Regions from separate parts of the Homo sapiens genome. Here region 2 is linked to region 1. Evidence: read pairs that join two places in POLR2A ChIA-PET (ENCODE). Cell type or tissue: A673. All regions are shown on one strand.

Region 1 (5,000 bases):
TATAGATAACACTGTACCCATTAGCCCTACCTTCTTTCCTTCCTAGAGCTCCGAATCTAGGGACCTTAGGAATTAAGAGATGTTATTCAGGACCAGGATCAGCTTTCCCAGTCCCCTATGTTACCTGGGAGGAGAGCAGAAAAGGACAGAAGAAATCCAGGAGAACATTGTAAAACATGGCAGGCCGGGCGTGGTGGCTCATGCCTGTAATCCCAGCACTTTGGGAGGCCGAGGCGGGTGGATCACCTGTGGTCAGGAGTTCAAGACCAGCCTGACCAACATGGCAAAACCCCGTCTCTGCTAAAAATACAAAATTAGCCGGGTTTGGTGGCATATGCCTGTAATCCCAGCTACTTGGGAGGCTGAAGCAGAAGAATTGCTTGAACCTGCGAGGTGGAGGTTGCAGTGAGCCAAGATCGTGCCACTGCACTCCAGCCTGGGTGACAGAGCAAGACTCTAAAAAAAAAAAAAAAAAAAAAAAAAAAAAAAGTGGCAAACATCCTGAGGCGCCAGTACCATTGTTTCTACTTCATAGGTCAACTGTGCCTCACGTTGGTGGCAAGACCAGGAGTCTAACCCAGCTGTACCTACAGCCAAAGTCCTTGCTTTTGCCTTGATAACAGTGCTTCATGACCTTTGAAGCATTTAAAAATCCAATGCAGTCCGGGCGCGGTGGCTCATGCCTGTAATCCCAGCACTTTGGGAGGCCGAGGCGGATGGATCATCTGAGGTCGGGAGTTCGAGACCAGCCTGACCAACATGGAGAAACCCGGTCTCTACTAAAAATACGGAATTAGCCAGGAGTGGTGGCACATGCCTGTAATCACAGCTACTTGGGAGGCTGAGGCAGCAGAATCGCTTGAACCTGGGAGGCAGAGGTTGTAGTGAGCCGAGATCGCACCATTGCACTCTAGCCTGGACAGCAAGAGCAAAACTCCATCTCAAAAAAAAAAAAAAATCCGATGAAACACACATGTATCACAACTTATTTTATACAAGCCATAAAGTTATTGAGTTATACAACTCAATGGACAAAGCGTCTTTTCAACAAATAGTGCTAAAACAATTAAACATAGATATGCAAAAAAAAAAAAATCTTCTGTTCGTGCCTCACCTTATGTATAAAAATTAACTCAATCACCGGGTGCAGTGGTTCACGCCTGTAATCCCAGCACTTTGGGAGGCCAAGGCAGGCGAATCACCTGAGGTGGGATCACCTGAGGCCGGGAGTTCGAGGACAGCCTGACAAACATGCAGAAACTGTCTCTACTAAAAATACAAAATTAGCTGGGCATGGTGGCCCATGCCTGTAATCCCAGCTACTCAGGAGGCTGAGGCAGGAGAATCGCTTGAACCCAGAGGTGGAGGTTGCGGTGAGCCGAGATTGTGCCATTGCACTCCAGTCTGGGCAACAAGAGTGAAACTCTGTCTCAAAAAAAAAATTAACTCAATCATATGCTTAAATGCAATTATTTAAGTCACATACCTAAATGTAAGACCAAAAACTATAAATCTTCTAGGAGAAAAATTGGTGATCTTGGGCTGGGTATGGTGGCTCGTGCCTATAATCCCAGCACTTTGGGAGGCCAAGATGGGTGGATCACCTGAGGTCAGTAGTTTGAGACCAGCCTGGCCAACATGGCGAAACCCCATCTCTACTAAAAGTATAAAAAATAGTCAGGTGTGGTGGCACACGTCTGTATCCCCAGCTACTTGGGAGGCTGAGGCAGGAGAATTGCTTGAACCTGGGAGGCAGAGGTTGCAGTGAGCAGAGATTGTGCCACTGCACTCCAGCCTGGGCGATAGAGTGAGACTCTGTCTCAAAAAAAAAGAAAAAAAAAAAAAAGATGGTGATTTTGGGTTAGCAAAGACATTCCAGACAGATATGATGCCAAAAGCACAATCACTAAAAGGCTGAGTTGAGCCAGGTGTGGTGGCTCATGCCTGTATACCAAGCGCTTTGGGAGGCTGAGGCAGGAAGGGAGGATTGCTTGAGGTGAGGAGTTCCACACCAGCCTGGGCAGCATAGTGTACCCCATCTCCATAAAAAAAATACAAAAAAAAAATTACAAAAAGATACTGTTAAGAGAATGGGAAGATAAGATACAGTGAGACCCTGTCTCTATAAAAAAAAAAAGAACAAAAGAAAGAAAGGAAGGAAGGAAGGAAGGAAGGAAGGAAGGAAGGAAGGAAGGAAGGAAAAATAAACCAAACTGATAAATTGAACTTCATCAAAATTTAAAACGTCTGCTCTTGAAAAGATATTGTTAGCCAGGCATGGTGGCTTATGCCTATAATCCCAGCCCAACACTTTGAGAGGCCAAGGCAGTATGATTGCTTGAACCCAGGAGTTCAAGACCAGCCTGTGCAACATGATAAAACCCCGTATCTACCAAAAATACAAAAAAAATTAGCCAGTGGAGGCTGGGCGCAGTGGCTCACGCTTGTAATCCCAGCACTTTGGGAGGCTGAGGCGGGTGGGTCAGGAAGTCAGGAGATCAAGACCACGGTGAAACCCCGTCTCTACTAAAAATACAAAAAAAAATTAGCCGGCCGTGGTGGCGGGCGCCTGTAGTCCCAGCTACTCAAGAGGCTGAGGCAGGAGAATGGCATGAACCCGGGAGGCGGAGCTTGCAGTGAGCCGAGATTGCTCCACTGCACTCCAGCCTGGGCGACAGAGCAAGACTCCGTATCAAAAAAAAAAAAAAAAATTAGCCAGTGGAGTGCACCTGTAGTCTCAGCTACTGAGGAGGCTGAGGTGGGAGGATAGTTTGAGCACAGGAGGTGGAGGTTGCAGTGAGCCAAGATTGCACCATGGCACTCCAGCCTGGGCAACAGAGCCAGACCCTGTCTCAAAGAACAAACAAACAAAAAACTCAATAACAGGAAAACAAACAACCCCCCCCCAACCAAAATGAGCAAAAGATTTGAACAGATGCTTCACTAAAAAAGGTATACAGATGGCAAATAAGCCCATGAAAAGATACTCAACATCATTAGTCATTAGGAAAACACAAATTAAAATAACAAGGAGATATTACTACATAACTATTAAAATGGCTTAAAATTAAAAAGACTGATCCTACTCAGTGTTGGCAAAACTTTGGAGGAACTAGAACTGTCATACAAGAGGTGAGAATATAAAATGTTACGATGACTTCAAAAAACATTTTGACAGTCTTAAAAAGTTCAACATGCCTCAATCCTAGGTATTTATTCAACAAAAATAAAAGGAGGAAGCCAAGGTGGGCAGATCACCTGAAGTCAGGAGTTTGAGACCAGTCTGGCCAACATGGAGAAACCCCGTCTCTACTAAAAATACAAAAATTAGTTGGGCGTGGTGGCAGGTGCTTGTAATCCCAGCTCCTCGGGAGGCTGAGGCAGGAGAATCGCTTGAACCCAGGAAGAGGAGGTTGCAGTGAGCCAAGATTGTACCACTGCACTCCAGCCTGGATGACAATGAAACACTTCACCTCAAAAAATAAAAAAAGAAAAAGAAAAACATATGTCTCTATGAAGATTTGTTCATAAATATTCAGAGCAGGTTTATTTTGTTCTTGTTGTTGTTATTGTAGTTTTGTTTGCTTGTTTGTTTGTTTTTGAGACAGGGTCTCGCCGTTGATCAGGCTGGAATGAAGTGGTGCGATCACAGGTTACTGCAGCTTCAACCTCCCCGGTGCAAGCCAGACTCAAGGGATCCTCTTGCCTCAGCCCACCAAGTAGCTGGGACTACAAGGTGCATAACACCACACCTGGCTAACTTTTGCATTTTTTGTAGAGTGGGGCTTCCCCATGTTACCCCATGTTACCCAGGATGTTCTGGAGCTCCTGAGCTCAAGTTATCCACCCACCCCAGCCCCCCAAAGTGTTGGGATTACAGGCGTGAGCCACCAGACCCAGACCATAGCAGCTTTATTTTTAAGAGCCAAAAACTAGAAACAACTCTAATGTCCATCAACAGGTGAATAGATAAACAAACTAATGTATCCATATGACAGAAGACTATTACTCAGCAATAAAGACAATGGACTATTAATCACACTACAACATACATGAATCTCAAAATAAGTAGCTGAATGAAAGAAGCTGACAAAAAAATAATATAGAGTATGATTTCATTTATATAAAATTCTAGAAAAGACAAACTAATCTACGGTCTGCTGGGCACAGTGGCTCACGCCTGTAATCCCAACACTTTGGGAGGCCGAGGTGGGCAGATCACCTGAGATCAGGAGTTTGAGACCTGTCTGGCCAACATGTCAAAAACCCCTCTCTACGAAATATACAAAAATTAGCCTGGTGTGGCCGGGTGCTGTGGCTCACACCTGTAATCCCAGCGCTTTGGGAGGCCGAGGCAGGCAGATCACCTGAGGTCAGGAGTTCGAGACCAGCCTGACCAACATGGAGAAATCCCATCTCTACCAAAAATACAAAATTAGCCGGGCATGGTGGCTCATGCCTGTAATCCCAGCTACTCGGGAGGCTGAGGCAGGAGAATCAGAGGCAGAGAGTGAGCCGAGATCACACCATTGTGCTCCAGCCTGGGCAACAAGAGCAAAACTCTGTCTCAAAAAAATAAATAAATAAATAAACAAAAATAAAGTGCAGCAAGAATAATTATTTTTTACATAGGCATTTTATTTTATTTTATTTTATTTATTTTATTTTGACTGAGTTTTACTCCGTCACCCAGGCTGGAGTGAAATGGCATGATCCTGGCTTACTGCAAACTCTGTCTCCTGGGTTCAAGCAATTCTCCTGCCTTAGCCTACTGGGATTACAGGTGTGCACCACCACGTCTGGCTAATTTTTATATTTTGAGTACAGACAGGGTTTCACCATGTTGGCAAGGCTGGTCTTGAACTCATGGGCTCAAGTGATCTACCTGCCTTGGCCTCCCAAAATGCTGGGATTACAGGTGTGAGCCACTGCGCCTGGCCTACATAGGCCTTTTTTTTTTTTGGCTTTGATGGAACTTTGCTCCATAAAAGGAATCTTAG
Region 2 (5,000 bases), 1.2 Mb before region 1:
ATCTCAAAAATAAATAAATAGCAATAATAACAAAACATAGAGACAACCTAAACACCCAATTGATAAATATATTGTGGCTTATTCTTCTGATAAAATAATAAACAGAAGTTAAAATGAACAAATCAAATGAACAAATGTGGCTACATTGTGAAAAAAACATGTTGACTGGAAAAATGATCCACATAGTATGATGGCCATTGCATAATTTTTTTTTTTTTTCAGGGTCTTGCTCTGTCACCCAGGCTGGAGTGCAGAAGCACAGTCATAGCTCACTGCAGCCTGGAACTCCTGGGCTCAAGTGATTCTCCCACTTCAGTCTCCTGAGTAGTCAGGACTATAGGTGCACCACCACATCTGGCTAATTTTTTATTTTTTTGTAGAGACAGGGTCTTGCCGTGTTGCCCAGGCTGGGCTTGAAATCCTGGCCTCAAGTGATCCTCCTGCCTCAGCCTCCCAAAGTGCTGGGATTATAGGCATGAGCCACTGTACCTGCCTTTGTTACATACATTTTTAAAATACATAATTCTAGACCAGGCACAGTGGCTCATGCCTGTAATCCCAGCACTCTGGGAGGCTGAGGCGGGCAGATTACCTGAGGTCAGGAGTTCGAGACCAGCCTGGCCAACATGGTAAAACCCCCGCCTCTACTAAAAATACAAAAATTAGCCTGGCATGGTGGTGCGGGCCTGTAATACTAGCTACTCAGGAGGCTGAGGCAGAAGAATTGCTTGAACCTGGGAGGCAGAAGAGGGGAATGGGGACTTATATGGGTATGGAGTTTTAGCTCTGGAAGATGAAAGTAAGTTCTAGAGATAGATGGTGGTGATGGCTCCACAACAAGGTGATTGTACTTAATGCCAGTGACCTGTACACACTGAATGGTGAATTTTATTTTATTTATTTATTTGTTTATTTTTGAGACAGAGTCTCGCTCTGTCGCCCAGACTGGAGTGCAGTGGCGCGATCTCAGCTCACTGCAAGCTCCACCTCCCAGGTTCAAGCCATTCTCCTGCCTCAGCCTCCCGAGTAGCTGGGACTACAGGCGCCCGCCACCATGCCCGGCTAATTTTTCTTGTATTTTTAGTAGAGATGGGGTTTCACCGTGTCAGCCAGGATGGTCTTGATCTCCTGACCTCGTGATCTGCCCGCCTCGGCCTCCCAAAGTGCTGGGATTACAGACGTGAGCCACTGCGCCTGGCCAAAATGGTGAATTTTATATCTCTAGTCTGCTACAATTAAAATATAGTAATGCAAAAATTATGGTCTAGAAAAGCTGTATTCCAAATGTGTGAGTGTTGGGGGAGGTGGACAATGGAACTGGGGAGAAAGAAAAGGGGGCTCAAATATATATATATACTTTTTTTTGAGACGGAGTTTTGCTCTTGTTGCCCAGGCTGTAGTGCAATGGCACGATCTCGGCTCACTGCAAGCTCCGCCTGCCGGGTTCTCGCCATTCTCCTGCCTCAGCCTCCCGAGTAGCTGGGACTACAGGCACCTGCCACCATGCCCAGCTAATTTTTTTGTGTATTTTTAGTAGAGACAGGGTTTCACTGTTAGCCAGGATGGTCTCGATCTCCTGACCTCGTGATCCGCCCTCCTCGGCCTTCCAAAGTGCTGGGATTATGGCACTGGGTGGTGTGAGTCACCGGGCCGGCCAAATATTCTCTTTTATATGTAAAAACCCAAAGCAAAAATGACACATTGCTAGCATTTGTAAATTCTGTCACATGATTCTTTGAAGGCCTCTTACTGTTAAAGAAACTTTTCAAAGTAAAAGTAAAAAAACAATTAATGAACATTTTTGTAGGAAAAAAGAGGTCTCTGAAGTAGAACTGCCCTGAAGTGCAGGATTTCTCACCCCACACCTCACCCCAAAGCCACCTGCGTGCTGGGCACTGAGCGTGGGAGACCTGAGAGCTGGTGTTCTGGAGGCTGTACCTGCGCCAGGCAGAGCCTGGCGGGCTAGTGGGGATGGAGATGGTGGGATGCTGTTTCCTCTGACCCAGGGCAGATGAGGCAAAGGCTGGCAGGAAAAGGTGTCTCCGAGAGCCAGTCTCCTTCTCAGGCACCCACTGCACAAGATCTGGAGGGCAGATGAAACATAGGAACCATCGAAACACAGAAATGTGTATTATTAGCAGTGAGAGCAGGCAGTAGAGTTTTTTGAATCTGCTGATGACAAAATATATTGCCTAATCTTTCTGATTATTTTTTTTTTCTTTGACCTCCCTGCATATCTCTGGAGCTCCCACAGCTACGGGCTGTCTGCCTTGCAAAATACATATTTACAGGCCCTCTAAGCCCAGCTAAATATAGGCTTTCTTTTAAAGCAACTGATGATTTGGAGAAATCTTTCCTCTGTCCAACCCCTTCCCCCGCCCCCCAACACACACACACACCCTGACTCCTCCTACCAAGTCTCCCTCCCTAGTCTCCAAGATGTATCTGAACTTTCCAAGAGCCACTGGAGCAAGTGTGGAGAGTGATAGAAAGAAACTGGGTACAGCAGAGGGAACCAGCAGCAAGGCAGTCTCCTAGCTGTGAGAGGACCCTAAGGGACCCCTCTCCCTGCAGGGACAATGAGGGGCTTGAGGCACCCACAGGCAGGAGTGAAAAACCCTTTGGGAAGTAGAGAAGAGAGGTCATCCCAAGAATGACCCCCAAAGATTTGGAGAAGCTGTAAGCAAGGGGTGTTTATATTTCAGAATTTCACATATTGAACCTTAAAGAAAATGAGAGCCCCAAAGTCCTGTGAAGACACACAGAGAGATGCAAACACCGAGTTTCATTCTCAGCCACACCTGCCCACATGTGCATGCAGGCACACACCCCCACATGTGCTTGGATACCCTGCAATCAGTAACAGCCAACACTCTGAGCCCCCTTTTAGTGCCTTATGCATTGAGGACCCATTTATTCCTCACAAAAACTCTATGAAGTTGGTATATTATCTTCATCTTATAGATGAAGGAATTTGTTGAAGCCCCTTAGCTGGGGAGTGGGAGGTTGGAGATTCTAACAGAGATGGCCTGGCTTCAAGGCCTGTGCTGCATGCACAAAAGTGAGGGACACCTAGGGTTATCTATGCTCAGGAAACACTCAGACACTCAAGCTAAGCTTTTTGAGGAAACAGGCTTTGGGAGGGGACACGACTAGCCCACGGTCATCCAGCAAATGAGTGCAGCTAGGACTCAATTCAGGCCTCATGAACCCTAGCCTGGTCTGTTTCCTTTAAAACTAGGTATGTCACTTCTCAGCTTTCGTCATTCTCCCTGTGAAGAGGTCAGCCAAGGGCCACTAAAGGCCCCTCCAACACTGACATCCTGGATTTGAGGTGTACACACACCTTTCCAGCATACCTTTCCAGCATCCTATAACCAGCCCAAATCCCTGGCAGAGGTCAACTCTTGAAGGAGAGCAACTGGGTGGGGACCACTGGCTCACCACAAAAGGATCCAAGTGCAGGGTCTGGGCCAGCCTCTGCTTAGATGACCGTGGCCAAGGAAAAACCGCTTTTAGAAGCTGAGTCTCAAGGCCCCAGGGCTGGAAAGAGAAGCCAGCCTTGGCACCCAGCCCGGGCCTGCGCCCAGGGCGCTGAGGGCTCGGGACTTATCGCTCGTCAGGCCTCTCCCTGCCTTCATCACTATCTTTGCAGTTACACCTGGTGTTTAAAACTAGCAAGCCTTGGGGAAGAGTCCTAACAGAGCATCTTCCCAAGGGCCCTAAGCAGATTTGGGGGGGTGTGGGAAAGCTGTGGCAGGGGGGCGGTTACCAGGAGGAGAGTTGGGGGTGAATTATCTCTGCCTATCGCAGCCTCTGGCCTTTTTAGCACAGGCTGGGAAAGGCGTCTCCTCCCCCACACCCTATCTTCTGTGTCCGAGCCACTCTCGTCCTTTCTGGGCCTTCTTTCATCCTCCCAGGGCACAGAGGAGGATAAGTGACTTGTCCAAGGTCACACAGCCAGTAAGCAGTGAAGCCAAGATTTGAACCCTAGCAGCCTGGCTCCTAGGTCAACCACTCTATGCCAAGGCAAAGGTAAGGAAGGAACTTCCATCCAAAGACCACTGGGCAACTTGGCCATCAAAGTCTCTTCCATGAAGACAAAGGAAAGAGAAAGGGTGGTTAAATTATCCTGGAGTGCTTCCTCACTGGAGGATGTAGGTGAAGATGACAGCCCAATGAATGAAAATTCTATTTAAAGCCTTCAGTTTGGATGGTAACCCTCCCAAACCCTCCTTGTTCCTATCAGGTGCGATTACTGCTCCAGACAGGCAGAGAAGGGATGGAGGGAATGAGACCCCATTCTTCACCCATCTCACAGGCCAGCCGGCTTGGTGCCTGACACCAGAGAACAAGTGATGGTGAAGCACTTACCGCTCCATAAAAGCGTCTTTGGGAATTCTGGCCAGGGTGTTGCTCTGCTAACCAGGAGCCCATGAAATAATAATCCCACTGATTAGCCTCAGTCCCCCAAGCTCTGGCTAGCTCCACCCTCTTGAAGCCCAAACCCCCTAGAAGGGTCTGTTAAAGGGGTTTGTCCGGAGATTCATAATCCTTTGGACAAGGGAGACCCAAGAGCACCCCTGTAATTCCAGTTTGCTCTAAGCTGCTACCGGAAATGCTGGGAGTCCGAGGGTCTCTGGGCCTGGTAGCTGGTTCTCAGCTCCTTCTCCCACCCTCAGAAACTGGGGGCTTCCCCACCTGGCCAGACGCGTGGGCACAGACCCCTTGGGCTGGGACCAGTTAAGATGATCTACCACCAAGGGTGTGGGAGATTCTGGGCAGAACACAGGGGCCTGCGCCCTCCTCCAATCCACACAAGAGCTTCTGAGTACATTGTACAAACTTCCAAACCCCAACTGGGTGAGGTTTCTGTCTTCTCCGGACTTCTATATTGGGGTTGGGGGGCCTGTGGGGAGGGGTTTTCAAGACCCAATCTTGAGTTTGGAAATCTAAGTCCCAAAGCTTGCTCCTGACAGAGGCCTTCTAAGAAGGGTTAG

The links. ChIA-PET counts read pairs that join two places held together with the same protein. Peaks named below come from ENCODE experiments on the same cell type or tissue, not always from the same donor. Only the 100,000 strongest peaks of a DNase experiment are listed, where the experiment ranks them.
Region 2: POLR2A ChIA-PET joins it to region 1 with 10 read pairs; 1 of 35 experiments calls an interaction of 5 or more read pairs at or near these places.

The regions. Positions count from the first base shown.
Region 1 is chr17:48,979,347-48,984,346 of GRCh38, reverse strand. No RefSeq gene overlaps it. Among named protein-coding and RNA genes, the nearest start is that of GIP, 13 kb to the right of the region's middle. In A673, no CTCF peak of the experiment used is centred here; DNase peaks (open chromatin) are centred at 1,996 and 2,266; H3K27ac peaks cover 4,048 bases.
Region 2 is chr17:50,152,631-50,157,630 of GRCh38, reverse strand. All of the region lies in intron 1 of LOC124904025 (a long non-coding RNA gene), which reads right to left. Among named protein-coding and RNA genes, the nearest start is that of PPP1R9B, 4.5 kb to the right of the region's middle. RefSeq lists a cis regulatory region at 3,035-4,071. In A673, no CTCF peak of the experiment used is centred here; no DNase peak of the experiment used is centred here; H3K4me3 peaks cover 109 bases; H3K27ac peaks cover 912 bases.